Regions from separate parts of the Homo sapiens genome. Here region 1 is linked to region 2. A link is an interaction called in ENCODE POLR2A ChIA-PET data of the cell type or tissue named here. Cell type or tissue: Panc1. All regions are shown on one strand. Each heading gives the region's core, and the rest is flanking DNA. Links, peaks and the distances in the headings are about the cores only. Region 1 holds the start of SMCR5 (Smith-Magenis syndrome chromosome region, candidate 5). Region 2 overlaps ATPAF2 (ATP synthase mitochondrial F1 complex assembly factor 2).

Region 1 (9,579 bases), core at 2,977-7,976, 250 kb before region 2:
TAGTGCTTCTGCCACTTACAAGCTGTGTGACTTTGGATAAGTGCCCTAACCTCTCTGTGCCTCTGCTGCCTCCTCTATGAGTTAAAATGTGTAGACTGCTTCTCAGAACAGGGCCCAACACATGTCTGGTAGGTGTGGGAATTAGCCCCGAGGATGCTGATGACAAAGCATTTCTGTATCTGTTTTGCTCATGGGTTCTTTGCTCAACCCTGCAAGGTGGGCATTTAATCACTATCCCTATTTTATGGGTGAGGAAGCGGAAGCCCAGCAAGTTGGGGTGACTCACCTGAGGTCACACAGCGAGTCAGCAGTGGGCGTCAGGTACTCGGTGTTCTTTCCAAAGACTCCTGAGGCCCTGGTCTGGAAAAAGCCAGCTCTGGACCAGGCCGGAACACAGGGGCCTTTCTGAACCTTCCTTTCAGGGGCCTGGGGCCGCAGGGGCCTCCGGCCCGTCAGCCAAGTCTTTTCCTCCCAACATGCCAGCCAGGGAACACAGACAGCCGGACCCCGCTCTGGCCACTGCCCCGCCAGGCCCCTGTGCCAGGACAGCGTGTCCGCCCACCCGGGCAGTGACCAGCTGTTCCTGAGGCTGTGGGCTGGAGCCAGGTTTCTGTCACTTCAAGGAGCTCCTGTCTTCCCGGCCGCACCTCCACAGCCAGCAAGGACCAGTCAGGGATTTTCCTGAACTTTCCCTCTGTTATAAAAGAGTATATAAACATTTACCTTTTAAAAGTAACAGCTAACTTAGTTGCGCCCTCCTCTGCCCAGCATTGGTCTGGCAGCTGCATGTACGTTGTCTCCTGGCATCTGCGCACCATCGTCTGAGGTGCATAATCTTGTGCCTGTTTGCAGATGAGGAAACTGAGGCACAGGGAACTTGAGTTGCCTGCCCAAGCCCCCACAGCAAGGCAGTGTCTGGGTGGGGATTTGGACCTAGACAGGGAGCCTCCCTACCAATCAGGCCTTCAGGGCAGAGTCTTGGGGCCCAGAAAAGCCCAGCCCAGCTTCTGGTTTTAAATTTTATAACGTGTTCCTTTGTTCAGATGATTGAAGGAAAGCATATTGCAGGTAGAAATAGAATGAAAACATTGTAACACATGAAACCAGGAGTGCCTTTGTGTGCAGCTGACCCTTGAACAATGTGGGGGTTAGGGACGCTGACCCCCACACAGCTGAAAATTCATGTGTAATTTTTTTTTTTTTTTTTTTTGAGACAGGGTCTTGCTCTATTGCCTGAGTTGGAGTGCGGTGGCACAATCTCTGCTCACTGCAGCCTGGACCTCCCAGGCTCAGGTGATCCTCCCAGCTCAGCCTCCCAAGTAGCTGAGACTACAGGCATGCATCACCATGCCCAGCTAATTTTTGTATTTTTAGTAGAAATGGGGTCTCATCATGTCACCCAGGCTAGTCACAAACTCCTGGGCTCATGCAGTCTGCCCGCCTCCACCTCCCAAAGTGCTGGAATTATAGGTGTGAGCCACCATGCCTGGCCTCATGTGTAACTTTCGACTCCCCAGTCAATTAACACACATTTTGCATGTTATATGTATTATTTACTGTAGTCTTACAATACAGTAAACTAAAGAAAAGAAAATGTTATTAAAATCCTAAGGAGGAGACAATCGAATCTATTTACTAGTCATGAAGTAAAAGCGGATCATCGTGAAGGTCTTCATCCTCGCCGTCTTTGTATTGAGTAGACTGGGGCCAGGAGAAAGGGAGGGTCTTGCTGTCTCGGGTGGTGGAGGGGGAGGCAGGAGAGGCAGGCACACTCGGTGTAACCTTTTGAAAAAACTATCTTGGGATCTTGGCTCAGTTATTCCGATGCTGAGTATGCTAATCACATCTAATTTTCATTGATTCTGAGAAAAACATCCACATATAAGTAGACTGTGTTGTTCAAGGGTCAGTCATACCTGGCCCTGGCAGCAGCAGGTCCCCACACAGCTTAGCGCTTGAGCCAGTCCTGGCTGCTGCGTCCCCCAAAGCTGTGTACCCACTGAGGAGGACGCAGCCTGTACAGGAATTCAGGTTTGGTTCTCCTTCCCCTCTTGGGGGCTGTTTCCTCATCCGTAAAATGGGAGGCTGATCCCTATCTTGCGCATTGCAGGACGCAGGGGAGCTGACTCCTCTTGGCAGCTGGGTCTTGTCCCATCCTACTGAGGGGGAAACTGAGGTCAACCCACCAGCCTAGAGTCAAACAGCTGGAAAGTGGCAGTGCCAGATTTGAGCCTGAAACCAGGTTATTTTTTCAGTCACCTTGCCTAGCCATTCATAGAAGTTTTTAAATCTTTTAGGAGTTATCACATGCTCATGGTAGAAAAATTCAAATGCAATTTCCTTTTTATACAAATGTTTTGTACACACTTTTTTTTTTGAGACAAAGTCTCACTCTGTTGCCCAGGCTGGAGTCCAGTGGCGCGATCTCAGCTTACTGCAGCCTCCACCTCCTGAGTTCCAGCGATTCTTGTGCCTCAGCCTCCTGAGTAGCTGGGATTACAGGTGTGTATCACCATGCCCAGTTAATTTTTGTATTTTTATACAGATGGAGTTCCACCATGTTGGCCATCCTGGCCTCAAGTGATCATCCCACCTTGGCCTCCCAAAGTGCTGGGATTATAGGCATGAGCCACCGTGCCTGGCTCACTTTTTTTTTTTTTTTTTTTTTTTTTTTGAGAGAGGGTCTTGCTCTGTCGCCCAGACTGTGCAGTGGTGCAGTCACAGCTCACTGCAGCCTGACTTCATGGGCTCAAGCAATCCTCCTACCTCAGCTTCCCAAGTAGCTGGGACCGCAGGCAAACACCACCTCACCTGCCTAGTTCATTTTTTTTCTTGTAGAGGTAGGATCTCCCCATGTTACCCAGGCTGGTCTCAAACTCCTATGCTCAAGCAATCCTCCTGCCTTAGCCTCCCAAAGTGCTGGCATTACAGTGTGAGCCACTGCACCCGGCCCTGTACACACTTTCTACACTGCACTTTTTTTCACCAACTTGAAGACTGCTCCAATTAATCCATGTGGTGCTTCCATTCTCTGAGTACTCAGCCAATAGAACCTCCCAGATGTATCTCCCTCATCCCCCTTGGATGGACAGCTAGGGGATCCCGTGTTTTGCTGCTGCAAAGGACATTGCAGTTGGTAGCCTTGTGCAGATGACTTCGGGCCCAGGTTAGAGGGCACATGTAATTTGCATTTGGGTCCATATTGCCAGAAAGCTCTCCAAAGAGGTAGTACCATTTTACCCTCCCATCCCCAACTAGATTGGGCACCTCTTTCCCCATGCCCTCACCAGCTAGGCAGATGCTCTGTGCCAAGAAAACCAAACAGCTGCTTCCCTTACAAATACTCAAGGGCCTGGGCATGTGTGGGGGCCTGAGTCCAGCCTGCACCCGTTACCAACTGCAAGATCTCAGGCAATAGGCTTCACCCCGTGGGGCTCAGTTTCCTCATCTGTAAAACAGTGGTGATTGGATTATGGTGAGAAGTTTGTAGATGCAAATGCCTAGGACAGTGCCTGGAACATCGAGGCCCCAGGTCAGAAGTGGCTGTTCTTACGAGTCTGCATGAGTCTTGTACCCCATGACTGCAGTCATGGGGATGGGGGCCCAGCCCCTAGGATGGATGCTCAGGCCTCAGACCTGTGTTTTGGGAAGGGATGAAGGGAAGGGAAGAGCAATGTGGGGAATTACCAAGGGGAAAGGGTGGGATTAGCTTATCCCAGCTTCCCACTGTGCCAGTGGGGAAACTGAGGCCCAGAGGGGCCCAGGCCTTGAAGTGATTGCAAGTTCAGCAGCATGAAACTGCTCTTTATCCGTGCACTGCTGTCAGGAACAAATGCTGAATGGAGAGTCCGGAGGGTTGCCCAGGCCACTGCAGGACCCAAGCTCTGAGACTGAGGGCTTGGGGACACAGAGCCAGAGCCTTGTCCTGAAATCCTGGAGGGTGCTCCTTGGACAGGACAAAACTTGTATTCTCTCTCTGAGCCCAGCCTCAGCAGAACCCAGAGTCTTCCAGGGCTGAGATCTTGCCGTACCAGCTGCGGTCACAGACCTGCCACACTGGCTTGACCTGGGAGTTCCTTACAGCTGCAGAACCCCTGTCCCACCTGACCCGCTGCATCAAAATCTGCGTCTCACCAGGATGTACACTTTAATGTTTGAGGAGCACTGAGACTCAGCCAGGATGATACTCTACCTGCCTGCAGGTACAGGCCGCTGCTCTATGGGCAGACCTCAACCCTCAGCCCCAGAATGTCCTCCCCAGCTCTGTCGCAGACATACGTGGCTCCCTGGGAGGCATAGAAAGTACAAGACTTGGACCTGGCTCCCCATGAACTGGTGGCCCTGGAAGTTGCTACCTTTTATTGAGCCCCTGCCAGCTACCAAGCACATTATCCCATTTCGTCCCACAACAGCACTGAAAGTTTGCTGTTTAATTTAGAGTATCTTGCAGCTTAGGCACACAAAGCACAGAGAGGTTAAGTAAACTGCCCAAGGTCACCCAGCATATACATATGCAGGAGCTGGGATATGAATCCAGAGCTGACCCCGGCACCAGAGTCTAGCCATTTACAATCAGAGTGGGCATGGGGGCAGATGGTGGCTCCTCTCACCCCTGAAACCGGAGCCCCAGCCCCTATGAGCCCTCACAGTTCATTGGTCTGGCTGTGGTGAATCTGACCTCTCAAAAGCCTCCCTTTCCGGAGCAGAGGCCTGCGATTCTCCATGCTGGAGAGCCCGCCAAGAGGGATTCTCCTACAACTTTCCAGAACACAGCAGTTCTGGGGCCAGGCCAAGCTAGCTATGTACAGCTGGAAGAGGCTCTCTCCCCCAGATGCTGAGTGACTAGAAGCCAAGAGGGAGGGAGTTCTGGAATGGTCTGCAGCAGCTGGAGGTGAGGCCTGAGGGGGCTGGGGCGGGGCCTGGGAAGAGGGGCCAGTGCACAGAGTATTCTGAACCGCAGAAAGTATTCTGTTCACTCTGGGAGAAAAACAAGAGTGTTGTTCAAAACAGCTGGACGCCAGGCCCAGTTGCCCTCGCCTGGTTTTTACTCTTAAACACCTTCGCATTTCATGGCTGTTCCAAAGAGAGAGAAATCAGCCAGTTGTCCATTCAGACACAAGACAAGGCATCAGCCGACAACCAAAGGCAAATATTTTCCGTGGTGAGGAAAGCCTCCCGGGTGGCCCCAGGCCTGCCTCTGGAGCAGTGGCTGGCTGGTGGCTGGCTCTCCCCGAAGGTCGCTGCTTCTGGTCAGCAGACTGCGTGTCTGGGGGACTGGCCAGGATCCGCACCCACCCAGGGAGCGCTGGGGGCAGCGGGGCGGCCATCCTAGGCCCGTAGTAAATGGAAGCTCCCTTCCTGGCATGAGAGCAGCCAGGCCTCCAGGGAGGCCAGGACAGCGTGGGCCCCACAGTTCCCTGTCTTGAAACCCCAGCCCTTGATATCAAAATGGGACCTGTTAGTCTGTTGTCGGGGAGGGGGATTTAACTGCCCAAAGCTCTTAGGCCCTGAGTGAATTTTTTTCAGCACAACAGTAGCTACACACAGTTGAAGAGTGTGGCACATGGCTACATAGGGTTTGTATTTGGTCTACAGATGAAGGAACAAGACCCATGTGGACTTAGGCCTCATTATCATAATTCTGCAGCCCCAGGAGCCAAATCCCCACATGGAAACCCTTAGTAGGTAGCCTGGCCAAGTGGGTAGCGGGAAATCAGTGATGGTAGGCCCTGGGACTTCTCTCTAGTCCCCTCCCCACCCTTTTTTTTTTTTTTTTTTTTTAATAGACGGAGTCTCGCCCTTGCCCAGGCTGGAGTGCAGTGGCGCGATCTTGGCTCACTGCAGGCTCCGCCCCCCGGGGTTCACGCCATTCTCCTGCCTCAGCCTCCTGCATAGCTGGGACTGCAGGCACCCGCCACCTCGCCCGGCTAATTTTTTGTATTTTTAGTAGAGACGGGGTTTCACCGTGTTAGCCAGGATGGTCTCGATCTCCTGACCTCATGATCCGCCTGCCTCGGCCTCCCAAAGTGCTCGGATTACAGGAGTGAGCCACTCCACCCAGGCTTTTTTTTAAGACAAGAGTTTTACTCTTGTCCCCAGGCTGGAGTGCAATGGCGCAATCTTGGCTCACTGCAACCTCCGCCTCCCAGGTTCAAGCAATTCTCATGCCTCAGCCTCCCGAGTAGCTGGAATTACAGGCGCATGCTACCATGTCAAGTTAATTTTTATATTTTTAGTAGAGACGGGGTTTCAACATGTTTGCCAGGCTGGTCTCAAACTCCTGACTTCAAGTGATCCACCCACCTTGGCCTCCCAAAGTGCTAGGATTACAGGCGTGAGGCATCGCACCCGGCCACCCACCCTTTTTTTCTCCCAAGAAAACCAGTTTTCTGAAATTTTCAGGGGGAACCAGGACCTCCTCGCCCATGTCTTTCACCCCTGGGTGCCTGTATCCTGTATTCACCAAAGCCCCACGGGCATCTCCCCGATTGAGGTCCCACCCCTCAGGGCCTAGGACAGGGGGACCAGGGAGGGCCCCCAGAGGCTGGAGTTTGGAATACCCCCTTCTCTTCTCTGGAGCTCAGTTTGCATGTCTGTGAAATGACAGGTGATGTCACCTCCCAGAAGGGCAGTTTGAGAGAAGTAAAATCTATTGAGGCACCTTGGACACAGGAGGGGGTCAGACGGCATCAGCCTTTGAGGGTGCTGCAGTTACACGGCTCCAGCAGTCTGAGCCTTATCAAGACCTTTCCAGATATGAGGGAAGTCCATGCCCAGTGTCTAGCTGGCTGGGGGAGAAGCCCCTTGAGAACCCCCACTCTGTAATGCTAGGCTCTGCATTTGCTTAGGAGGCTGTGTCCCTGTCTCTCCCCTTCTGGGCCAGCCTTGCTTTCTGGGCAGGCCCAGGAGTGTCCCGGGCCCAGCACTCAGAGTCAGCGCTGTCTTTAATCTGTATTCCACAGGCATCCTCACCCCCTCCCCTCCCAGGAGCTAGGAACCTGCCAGGCTTCTTACCTCTCTGCTGGAATCTCCACCCCCCACCAGAGGCTGCCCTCTTGGGGAAGGGGCCCAGCCCTTGAGGCCTGTCTCCTCCAGACTAGCTAAACCACAGAGAGAACTCCATCTCAGGTTCCCAAATAGGCGGTATTCTTCCCCGCCACCAAGCTAGGCAGCTCCTGGCGGCTGGAATGCCCTGCTCCTTTCTCAGCCCACCACTTCCTCCAACCTTCCGTCCTCTGTGCTGCAGCAGGGAGTCTTACCCCACCTCCTTCAGGAGGGAGGTGCTCACGGGTTCCTATGCCTGTGGGTCTCCAGGATTGGGCACGGAGCAGTCTGCAAAATGTCAAGTGAGGGAGAGATCCAGTCAAAGCCCCAGGGGGGCCTCTGAGCTCAGTCAGCTCCTCTGCTGCTCCCCACCTCTTGGGGGAAGGACAGGCTGGGGTTTGCATGGGTGGCCTTTTGGAGAGCAGAGTAATGGGAGCCTACTTGAACTTCCTGCGGCCTCATTCCCTGACTGGGGGCGGAGGGTAGTCTGAGCTGCTGGCCTGGGGTGCTTGGCCGCAGGGGAAGGGGCTGGGAGGGAGGGGTCTGGGTGAGTCTAAGGGAGGGTGAGCCTGAAAAGGGGACGGCAGCACTAAACTGCCTTCGGGGAGTCCCCACTGTGCGCCCCTGGCACTTTCCCAGTCCCCTGGCGCGGTCGCAGGCACGGGTGGGGTCTGCCTCAAAGTTGTTGGTACGGCCAGCCCGCTGCTGTTTAAATGGTGTGTTTGTTTAGAGCGGCTTAGGGAGGGAACTGGAAATGGGGGGCGGGGGCAGCGCCCCACTTGGCGCCACCGCTGCCGGAGGGTCTGCGTGTTAGAAGCCCCAGCTTCGTAAATGACCGAAGAAGGGTGGGCGTTGAGGAGGGAAGGCCGAAAACCAACGGAGGGCTCGGGGCCCCGGGCCGGCCGCCCCCTTTTTGCGGGGGGAGAGCAGGAGCCGCCTCTCGCAGCCACTCTGCGCGCGGGGTGGGAGGGAGAGAGGGAGGCGAAGGGACGACAGCGCCGGGCTCCCCGCCCCCATCCCACCCGGTTCCAATATTTCGCAGAAAGGCACGCGGCTCCTAATCGGTCTTTTCCAGGCTGAGATTTAGCCGTGCGATGCCCGCGCAGGGGCGGGGGCCGCGGGCCAGGGGAGGCGCTCAGAGTCCGGAGCCGCCGAGCGAGGTGAGGAGCCCGCGTCCTCGGCTGGTGGAGCGGGCGGGCGGGCGCGCAAACCCGAGAGGCAGATATAGAAAGGGGGGCAGGTTAAAAATAACCCTCTCCGGCTGGGAAGCTCGCGCGCGCTCTCTCGCCTCGTTCGGTGCCAGAGGACTCCAGGGGAGGTGGCGTTGGGGAGGGCAGAGCGGGATTCCCCCTCCTCCGCCGGGCGGGGTGCCCGCCTGCGCGCCGCGGTTGCACGTGTGCGGGGCCGCGCGCCCGGGCCCCCTCTGCACCCGGTCGGTGGGTGCCCCCTCCCCAGGACCGGGCGCATCTGGCAGTGGCCCCCCGCCCGCAGCCTTGCGCGGCTGGAGGGAAGCGCTCCATTATTCATTATTTACGAGCGTTAATAGGTTTGAGCCACGGGGGCGGGGGGTTGGGGGGGCGACGAGGACCCAGTGGGGACCGAAGCATTAGAAGAAGGGATAGGGAGGGAGGGGGAAGGGCGGGGGCGGGGCTGTGCCGCGGCCTGGAGGAAGAGGTCTCGGCCTGGGGCCCGGCGAGCCGGGCGCACCTCTCCGTCAGGTTTCTCCACACCGCCGGCCGTCGAGGCTGCTCAGGGCGCCAAGAGGGCAGCACGGGCCTTAGATTTTGCTCTCGGCCTCTGTCCTTCGCGTCCTCGCCCTTACCGAGGCGTGGGGAGGGAGCTGCGGAGGCCGTACGCCCCGCCCTGCGCGCCCCTTGCCGCCGCCGCGTCCCCGCGGCAGCCCCGGCCTCATTTATCATCATCTTTGGTCAAGTGGAGTGTGCAAGGAACAGCTGCTTCACTCGGCTGACTTCGAGGGCGGCTACGGGAGAATCAGGGAGATGAATGATGGGGGCTGGTGGCAGCCCCCCGCGGTCCCCGCGCAGGCGAGAGGGAGGCGGGGACGTCCAGGGCCGCCTCCGCCTCATGGCGAGTGCAGCGCCCCCTTCCTCTCTCCTGGCGCCTGCAGCGACCGGGGACCGGGGGACCGGGGCACCGAGGACCGGGCCCGCCCCGGGAGGGGACTGGGCGCGGGGACGGGGGGGCGCCCTTCGCCGGCGGAGAACTGGCGGGCGCGCTGCCGGCAGAGCCCGAGGTTGCCGTGACCTTGCTGGGGTCAGCGGGCTGGGCTGCGGAGGCGGCGGCGCGGCGTCTTTGGTGCGCTTTCCGGATTGGCGCAGAGGCCGGGAAACAAGGCGGGGGCGGGCGGGGGAACACAAATAGAAGGTGAAATTTTACCTGCCCCTGAGGGAGTCCTGCGGATTTTCTCCGGCAGCAGCAGGCGCTCTGCCTTTGTCTTACACGGCTGAAACATCTGTTGCAGAGGGGCGGAGAGGCCGCAACAACCCCCACACACCCTGCGCTGCTCCCCGTCCC
Region 2 (9,579 bases), core at 2,287-7,286:
TTAGAGCACTGCCTTTGCCTTCTCTTTTAAGACCCAAGGACACCTGCCACATTGTGAGCATCGGGCAGCATGTGGCAAATCAGTGAACTGATTGGTAACATCACTTTTGTGGAAAACTGCTATACCAAGAAATGTGCCTTGCAAGCTTAGAAAATACCACAGTCAAGGTAGTACCATGAAAGCCAGCCCTTCCAAATTTCCCTTGGGATCAAATGAAATTGAATTTATTTTGCCACCACATCAATAATCCATTCAACTTTGCACTCAAGAGTCTTCCTATTAAAGAAAAATATTTCATATCAATTCCTGGAAGCTACATATCCATTGGATGTTACCCGTAATTTTGCAGGAAGCTATCCAGACTTTTCTCCAAGTGCATACATATCGTATATGTTGTTCTGTTATTTTATTTAATAGTACAGCAATTGTGACAAAGATTAAAATCACTGCCAAAATTTGAACATTTACTGTGTGCTAATAAGCAGGATGCTAAGCCTTTACATGCATCAATTCATTTATTCCTCCTCAAACCCTGAGAGGTAGGGATTATTAGCCCCATTTATAGACAAGAAAATTGAAGCTCAGAGAGATCAACTCATTAGCCAAGTCACACAGCTGAGTCTTCAGCAGAGCTGGGATTCAAACCGACACTGCTGCTCTGACCCGCTGGCAGAAGGTGGCCTGGGAACTCCACTGCTTCTCCAAGGACACAGAGCTGCCCCTACACTTCATGAACCGCTACAGCAGGTGTGCTGTACCTAGTGGCTGAAATTAAATTTGAGGTGCTTTTTTCCCAGGATGACCCTATCCCTGATCATATGAGGGGAGCCAAATCCCACGAGTGCTCTGAAATCAGAAAGCTGACTAGCTAAGGGCACTAGTTTTCCAGCGTGACCCCCTGACCCCTACACTCCACCAAACGCAGGTGCCCAGTCAGTGCTTTCTGCAGGGCTGTACATCTTACCTTTTCTCAGCCCATTCGATGATTGGATCCCACTCATTCCTTTGAAGTTCCACTAATGTCTCGGGCTCCTCCACCCTGTAGCTAATTCATTGTAAAAATAACCTTCATTAATAAAAAAGTACAATTCCTTCATTCAGTGATAGAAAAGGAAAAACACAAAGGACAACAGCAAAAACTTCACCACCACCATCCCAGCCCCACAAGTCTTTTCCCCTAAAGCAGTGGTTCTCAAAGTGTGGCCCTGGCACCAGCATCGCCTGGGAACTTGTTAGAAATACACATTCTCAGGTTGCATGCCTACAGAAATCAGAACCTCTGGAGGGGGGCCCAGCAATCTGTTTTAACAAGCCCTCTAGGGGATTCTAGTGTAAGCTTGAGTTTGAGAACCACTACCCTAAATGCCCCCAAATATTTGACAGGTCCAAGCTTGCCACACTGTTACTGCCATCCTAAAGCAGATCCAATCTACTAACTGCAACCCTGGGTCCACACCCGCTTGACCCAGATGCTGAATGGGAATGCTGTGCCAGATGCTCAGTCTTTGCATCTCTACCCTCACCCCCTCCAAGAGACTGTGCCCCTGGTCACAGACCAAATAGCCTGTTTATACCTCATAAGTCCACCCACCTCCTGGCTACAGATGCAGCTGCTGGCACAGATGCCAGACCTGATGGGACCAAGCTAGAGGTCAGGCTGTGCCATTTGTTTGACCAAGAGACACAGACATGAGCCAGTTGAGAGGAGCTGAGCTGCAGGGCCTCATGGGATGGGAATCCAAGTGGGCACTATGGAAATCCACTGTCTTGTGTAAGCAAAGTGGGGAAGAGAGGTCATGAGTTATGCAGGAAAAGCTGGGGTGCTGGGAGGGGCAGATGGACAACCAGCCTTTCCTCCCTCACCTTCCTCTCACCCTAGTAGGGCACAGGGAGGAGCTCTGACATTGGATCTTCCAGCTACCTTTCCTGGTGACCCAACTGTCCTTCATTTCCTGTCAGGATCCCTGTATAGTTTTCAAGAATCCCCTTTTTGTCTGAGCTAGGTTGAATGGGTTTCTGCTCCCTGCAATCAAGTGAACCCTAATATAAATGGAGTGGGCGTTCCCACTAGCTATGGGTCACCCCCTTCGAAAGCACGCCTCCAGCCATCAGTGCTGACTTCCTGTGTCATCGTGAGATGACTCAGGATCCTAGAGCACTTGGGCTAGCAGGCACGGTGCTGCTCAATCATTTCCATTGTTTCTCAACTTTCCTTTGGCATCACTGAACAATTAGCCAAGAAACATAGACACAGAGGAGAATTCAGAACTGGAGAAGGACACTCCTAGTTATCAGCATCCATAGTGCCAAGGATGCTTTACCTGAGAAAGTGTCGGTGGGCAGAAGTTTAAGGTCACAGGCCCCCCTAGGCCTAAGGGGCCTGTGGTCACGGCACCTGCAAGAGCTGCATAACCACCCTCCCAGCCTAAGGAGCAGCTTCTGGGCTAGAGAAGAGGGGTGGCCATGTTCTGACACCATTGTAGCCCGAGGAGTCCTCCTCCTAAGGGGCTACAGAGCAGCCAAGTGCCAAAGTCAAGTGGGCCACCTTCCTTGTCCTTGCAATAAATGGAGAGGGTTTCTTCTTCCACTGATAACCATCTGGGCAAATCAGGAAAAATAGCCTCAATCCAAGGGGAATGCCCATCTAAATGTCCATTACCAGATGGTGTCGGTGTCCAGAAACTTCACGGCTGCCCGGATCAGCTGATCCTTGTTTCTCTGGGTTGGGTTGTCCAATGATGTGTTGCACAATGTGGTCTGAATCAAAGGCAAAAACCACCCTGTCACTGCCTGCGGGGCTCAGGCAAAAGCCCTGCTTTCCTGAGGACACCACATCTGACACATAGCAGACAGCACCACAGCACAGCCCTCCACCAGAGGCGTCTGCATTACCGGAGCAGCAGCACAGCTACTGAGAGTGTGCCACAACCAGGCTCCATGCCAAATGCTTTGTGTTGACGCTCACAGGACTCGAGGGAAGCTTGCAGCAGCCCCAGGATTAGTGAACCTCCCCCATGGTCACATGCCTTTTATTACCAGGCTCTAGTGTATTTAATTTAATCCTCACAACAACCTTTTGGAGTAGGTACTATTATTATGTCCATCTGGGATGTGAAAACTGAGGCCCAGACAGGTTAAGTACATTGTCAAATACAGTTAATAAGACATGTATTAGTGATGGAGCTCAAATCTGACTGGAAACCTTTACCAGCTGCCTCCCTTACACCTTAGAAAGTAGGGAAATAGCCCATGCAAATCGGGATCAAGATTATTTTTTTCGGCCAAGTGTGGTGGCTCACGCCTGTAATCTCAGCACTTTGGGAGGCTGAGGTGGGCAGATCACCTGAGGTCAGGAGTTCAAGACCAGCCTGGCCAACATGGTAAAACCCCATCTCTACTAAAAATACAAAAATTAGCCTGGCATGGTGGTGGACGTCTGTAATCCCAGCTGCTTGGGAGGCTGAGACGGGAGAATCGCTTGAACCCAGGAGGCAGAGGTTGCAGTGAGCCGAGATTATGCCATTGCACTGCAGCCTGGGCAACAGAGTTAGACTGTTTAAAAAAAAAAAAAAGATCTTTTTTTTTCCAGACTTACCTTGTCAATAATAGGCTGCTTAGGTTACCCTATTCGTTTGTAGCCCTAATCACCCTAATTTCACTAGGTTGTCAAGGACCAGGCCAACCACCTCAGCAGGCTGTGATGTTGGGAGGAGGCCCACCTGGGTTTGCAAAGGTTGAGCACAGCAGCGGCTGGGATGATAGCAGCTGACTCCTGTATTGACTGAGTGCCCAGTCAGTGCTGGGGACCATGCCAAGGGCTTTCTTGCATCATCTCATCTCATCCTGACCACAGCTCCGTGAGGTGGGTACTATTATCACTCATCTTTAATCGGTGGGGAATATGGGGCTGCGAAAGGGGTAGCAACCTGCCCAAGGTTACAGTTTAGAAGCTGCAGAGGCTGGACCTAAGAGTGTAGCTGGGCCCTTCCTTCCCCAGGCAGCCTTGGTGCCTAGGCGAGCCACTTTGGTGTGGACGAGGGGGCTGGTTCTATAGGGAGTCTTCCTCACCTCACCCATCTGCCTCCAGTGGATCTTATATTCAACTAATATTTACTGAGTACCAACTAAATTACCTGCTAGTGGCTGTCCAGACACTGATGAGTAAAACAGACATGGCTCCTGCCCTTCTGTTGCTTACCAGGCAGTGGAAGAGACAGACAATAAATGTGCAAACATAAAACAATTATAAATTGCCTAAGTGCTGACAAAACAAATGGCCAGCTGCTGTCATAGAAAATAAGAGAGCTGGGCAGTCAATGAAGGTGACATCTGTCCTGAAACCAAAGGAGAAACCAGCCATCCAGCACAGTGTTCCTAGGAGAGAGAGCTGCAAGTAGCCGGGCCAGACAAGGAAAGAGTTTAGCACGTTAGTGACTTGAGAGGAGGTGAATCCCTGGGGGCCAGACAGGCAAAGGACCAGCCCCCAGGGCCTTGTCGGAATTTGGTAAAGGGTCTACCCTACGAAGCCCTGGGTGGGTCTCAGGGTCCAGGTTCACACTGTGAACTTGTTACCAGGTGCATGGTGTAGTACTTGATGGTATCCTGCTGGGAATCCCACTCAGTAGCCACTGCAATGGCCAGGGCCTCGCTGGGGACGGTAAAGAGCTTGGCTTGGGGAGTTTTCAGCTTCCTGTGGTCCAGGTTTATCTCAAAGCCACCTTGAAAGATCAAATGAAAAACTCTCAGGGATTTGTTAAGTGGAATCAAGTGACCATTCCTATATTTAGCCACTTGAATTGGTGCAGACAAAGCCAACTCTGAGTCCCTTACAGAAATATATCTCACAAAAAGCAGGAAGGATAATCGCACCATGAAACCAGCTGAAGATGAAAAATGTTCCCAACCATTCACAAAAAAAAAAAAAAAAAGAGGCAGTCAAAATTTCAGACACTCACCTTCACCCTGTGTGATGCTGACATTCTGATAAAACCTCTTCCTTTCTGTAAGAAAGATTTTTCAAAGAGGCAGTTTAAAATAACGTTGAGACAACTCAGGAAGCGACAGGACCAGCTTGTATCATTACTGCTAATGTTGATTGATTGGCTTGATTTTCATATCCCCATTCAAGGTCTGCCCTACTCAACACGGTATAATCAACCGCTTCTGATTAAAGCTGGGGGAAGGGAACATCTGATCTCCAGGGAGAAGGGAGGAACAGAACATGCTGGTCATACCTCTGCCAGCCCCGCAGCCTGGGGACAAGTCTGATCAGGAGCATCTCGGCATGCTCTCCCACCCTCCCCACCACCAGTGCCACCTCATGCCAGCACAACGAGTTCAAACCTAAAGTCGGTGTCTGAGTGGGACAAAGCTAGAGACCCATTTCAGGCAAGACTCTGATGCCTCTAAGGAGTGAGTGGAAAGCCAGTGTGCGTGCGCAGGGTGTGCGTGTGTGATACATCGGCAGGATACAGAGCTCCCAAGGGCATTTCCCATCCCCTCTCTCCAATTAATTAACCTAATTAACCAGCTTGCTTGTGTATCCAACAGGAACTCCAAACATTTCCTTCAAGAATGGGAAAATCTATGTCCTTTGTTTTCTTTTGAAAATAACTTGAATAAAATCTTACATGAAACAGTCTCCTTCTTTTACCCTGGAGGGATTAACAACCAAGAGCACTTCTAAGGAATTATGCAGATTCCCTCAACTGATAACAAAGAAGTCACATTTTGGAAGCTATAAGCTATAACTCAGTCTCTCACATCTGTGACAAACACAAAACTTTCATTCATTCATTCGTTTGTTCACTCGTTCATGTGTTCACTGAGTTCTCAAAGTCTTTGGAGACCCTAACTGAAGTTATTTATTGGAAATAATGATGCAGCATGTGGAAGAAAAAAGAGTAAATCATTTGCTTTATTTATTTATTTTATTATTATTTTTTTTTTGAAATGGCGTCTCACTCTCTTGCCCAGGCTGGAGTGTAGTGGTGCAATCTCAGCTCACTGAAACCTCCACCTCCTGGGTTCAAGCGACTCTCCTGCCTCAGTCCCCTGAGTAGCTGGGATTACAGGCATGCGCCAACACACCAGGCTAATTTTTGAATTTTTAGTAGAGGCAGAGTTTTGCCATGCCAGCCAGGTTGGTCTCGAACTCCTGACCTCAAGTGATCCAACCCGTGAGCCACCATGCCCGGCCAAATAGTTTGCCTTTAACGCTAAAAAAAAAAAAAAAAAAAAAAAAAGGCTGGTCGCAGTGGCTCATGCCTATAATCCTAGCACTTTGGGAGGCCAAGGTGGGAAGACTGCTTGAGGCCAGGAGTTCAAGACCCAAGCTGGGCAACATGAGACCCCATCTCTACAAAAAATACAAAAATGAGGCCGGGCGCAGTGGCTCACGCCTGTAATCCCAGCACTTTGGGAGGCGGAGGCGGGTGGATCACCTGAGGTCAGGAGTTCGAGACCAGCCTGGTCAATGTGGTGAAACCCCATCTCTACTAAAAATACAAAAATTAGCCAGGTGTGGTGGCACATGCCTGTAGTCCCAGCTACTCGGGAGGCTGAGGCAGGAGAATCGCTTGAACCCGGGAGGCAGAGGCTGCAGTGAGCTGAGATCACGCCACTGCACTCCAGCCTGGGTGGCAGAGCAAGACTCCATCTCAAAAAAAAAAAAAAAAAAAAAAAGAAAAATTAAAAATTAGCTAGGCATGGTGGCACATGCCTGTAGTCCCCAGCTACTAGGAAGGCTGAAGCAGGAAGATTGCTTGAGCCCAGGAGGCTGAGGCTTCAGGTGAGCTGTGATGGCACCACTGCACTCCAGCCTGGGCAACAGAACAAGACCCTGTCTCTTGGGGAAAAAAAAAAAAAAAAAAAAAACAAGCTTAAGTTAAAATTTCATTAATTCAAATAGACCATGAAAATTCAGGAGAAATTAGTATGTGTGCATGGACAGGGAAGGGTAATGGAGAAGTGGGCAACTGGTTTTACTCCAAATATTTTTTTTCTTTTTCTTTTTTTTTTTTTTTTGAGATGGAGTCTCACTCTGTTGCCCACGCTGGAGTGCAGTAGCGCGATCTCAGCTCACTGCAAGCTCCACCTCCCAGGTTCACGCCATTCTCCTGCCTCAGCCTCCTGAGTAGCTGCGACTACAGGCGCCGCCACCACGCCTGGCTTTTTTTTTTTTTTTTTTTTTTTTAGTAGAGACGGGGTTTCACCGTGTTAGCCAGGATGGTCTTGATCTCCTGACCTCGTGATCCACCTGCCTTGGCCTCCCAAAGTGCTGGGATTGCAGGCGTGAGCCACCGCGCCTGGCCTTTTTTTTTTTTTTTTTTGAGATGGAGTCTCACTTTGTCGCCCAGGCTGTAGTGCAGTGGCGCGATCTCGGTTCACTGCAAGTTCTGCCTCCTCGGTTCACACCATTCTCCTGCCTCAGCCTCCCGAGTACCTGGGACTACAGGTGCCTGCCACCACGCCTGGCTAATTTTTTGCATTTTGTTTAGTAGAGGCGGGGTTTCACCATGTTAGCCAGGATGGTCTCGATCTCCTGACCTCGTGATCCGCCCACCTCAGCCTCCCAAAGTGCTGGGATTACAGGCGTGAGCCACTGCGCCCAGCCTACTCCAAATATTTTTATGTTTTCCCATCATATCAGTTTTCTATAAATCTCATTTGCTATCACTAATACTTACAGACAGAGGGCCCAAAATTGCATTCCACATTTGCACTTACTAAACTAAGGCCCAAATTGTTTTCCCACAAAAATATGTGTGTGTCTACCATGTGTCTTGGCACTTGGGATACAAGAGTGAATAAAATAGACAGAGTTTAAAGTGTTTTTTTAGGCCAGGCGCGGTGGTCACGCCTGTAATCCCAGCACTTTGGGGGGCTGAGGCGGGCGGATCACGAGGTCAGGAGATTGAGACCATCCTGGCTAACACAGTGAAACCCCATCTCTACTAAAAATACAAAAAATTAGCCGGGCGTGGTGGCGGGCGCCTGTAGTCCCAGCTACTTGGGAGGCTGAGGCAGGAGAATGGCGTGAACCCGGGAGGTGGAGCTTGCAGTGAGCTGAGATCGCACCACTGCACTCCAGCCTGGGTGACAAAGCAAGACTCCATCTCAAAAAAAAGAAAATAAAGTGTTTTTTTAGGATCAGATCTGTCCACCAAGATGATGTTGTCTTACTATGGCACCTTCATCTGAAATCACAACACTGATTATCTCATACGTTTGACACTAAAATTAGAAGTTTACAGCACCCTACTGCTTTTAAATTTCTCTACATGCTGTCCTGGTCATATCCAAATGGCAGGCTAGACATGGGTCTGGAGGCCTCCTTTCCTCTCTCAGGTCTGGAGTGAGGTAGACCATGTCCTTTGTGTTTTCCAATGCAACAGGCTGGGCTGCATGTATAAAAGCCAGGCCAGGCAGGAAGTTGGGAAGGGCTCTGAAAGCTCTGACTCAACACTGGGGAAAGGGTCTTCCCATGTCAGCAGGAAGAGCCAGCAGAGTGTACAAATGTACAAGAGTGAGCACTCTAGCATACTTCCAGGCCCGGTCTGGGAAGTGAACCCAAGAGACCTGGGGCAGACGAACAGACTCAAGGCAGGAACTGCCAGCACAGGGCTGAACCTTCAAAAGCTCCTGGGACAGCCAGGTTTCCCAAGAGGGAAGTCTTTTTTCTGTTTTGTTGGCCAGGCTCACTTCTGTAACTGAATAAGAAAAAACTAGATGGGAGTGGGATAGATGGAGGGCAGGGAAGAAGCCACCAAAAATTTCTCCAAGCAGAAGAAAACCATGCAGAAAATGAGACGGCAGAAGGGCAAAAGAAGCCCAGGGGCCGCCAGGCCTCAGATTAGAAGGCAGGTGCACATAGATGTGTTTTAGCCAGGGGCTCTCCTGAATGACCCACTGACACTTGGAGGGGCAAACGTGTCTTGGAACAAGCTTTGGTGAGTACTGATCATGTTCCAGGACATACAAGTCCTGGGGATGGGACATGTGCAAAGCTCATCTCTGCACTCTCCAGCCATTTACTGTCTAGTAGGAATACAGACACTAAACCAGGCAAACAATAAGGTGACTTCTGTGATGGGGCAGGCACGTGGAACGATTAGTCAGAATTAAATTGCAACTTGAAGGTGAGGCAGGAGGTACCAAACTTTCTGATTGATTCAATTTTTTTTTTTTTTTTTTGGCAGAGCAGGGCTGTGGAAGTAGTTTCCAGATGAAGAAACAGGTTGCATGAAGGACCAGGGTTTCTAGAGAGCAGTTGTGGACTAGACAGATGGTCAGAAGGAGAATGCAAGATTCTCTAAGATGCTAGAGAGGGCAATGGGGCCACATATGGGGGACATGTAGATCACTGCAAAGACAGCAAAGGGAGCCAAGTAAAGGCTCCACACAGGCATACAGGAACTTGATCTGGGGCCGGGCATGGTGGCTCATGCCTGTAATCCCAGAACTTTGTGAGGCCGAGGGGGACAGATCACTTAAAGCCAGGAGCTCAAGAGCAGCCTGGCCAACATGGTGAAACCCTGTCTCTACAAAAAATTAAAAAATTGGCGAGGTGTGGTATTG

What was found. Peaks named below come from ENCODE experiments on the same cell type or tissue, not always from the same donor. Only the 100,000 strongest peaks of a DNase experiment are listed, where the experiment ranks them.
Region 1: POLR2A ChIA-PET joins it to region 2 with 21 read pairs; 3 of 35 experiments call an interaction of 5 or more read pairs at or near these places.

Annotation. Positions count from the first base shown.
Region 1 is chr17:17,774,012-17,783,590 of GRCh38, forward strand. The region is part of intron 2 of RAI1 (retinoic acid induced 1); the gene reads left to right. SMCR5 (Smith-Magenis syndrome chromosome region, candidate 5) reads right to left here and starts at 5,518. Exons shown (of 1, transcript NR_024007.1): 1 at 2,675-5,518. It overlaps LOC124903942 (a long non-coding RNA gene), which reads right to left and starts at 9,533. Exons shown (of 2, transcript XR_007065649.1): 1 at 9,442-9,533; 2 at 1,532-2,159. RefSeq lists enhancers at 4,745-5,634, 6,524-7,413, 8,549-9,049 and silencers at 8,721-8,970, 9,091-9,290. In Panc1, for the core only: a CTCF peak has its summit at 7,175; no DNase peak of the experiment used is centred there; H3K4me3 peaks cover 1,003 bases; H3K27ac peaks cover 1,226 bases.
Region 2 is chr17:18,023,660-18,033,238 of GRCh38, forward strand. It overlaps ATPAF2 (ATP synthase mitochondrial F1 complex assembly factor 2), which reads right to left. Exons shown (of 8, transcript NM_145691.4): 2 at 4,956-5,000; 3 at 4,573-4,718; 4 at 2,660-2,757; 5 at 965-1,045. Among named protein-coding and RNA genes, the nearest start is that of ATPAF2, 11 kb to the right of the region's middle. In Panc1, for the core only: no CTCF peak of the experiment used is centred there; no DNase peak of the experiment used is centred there.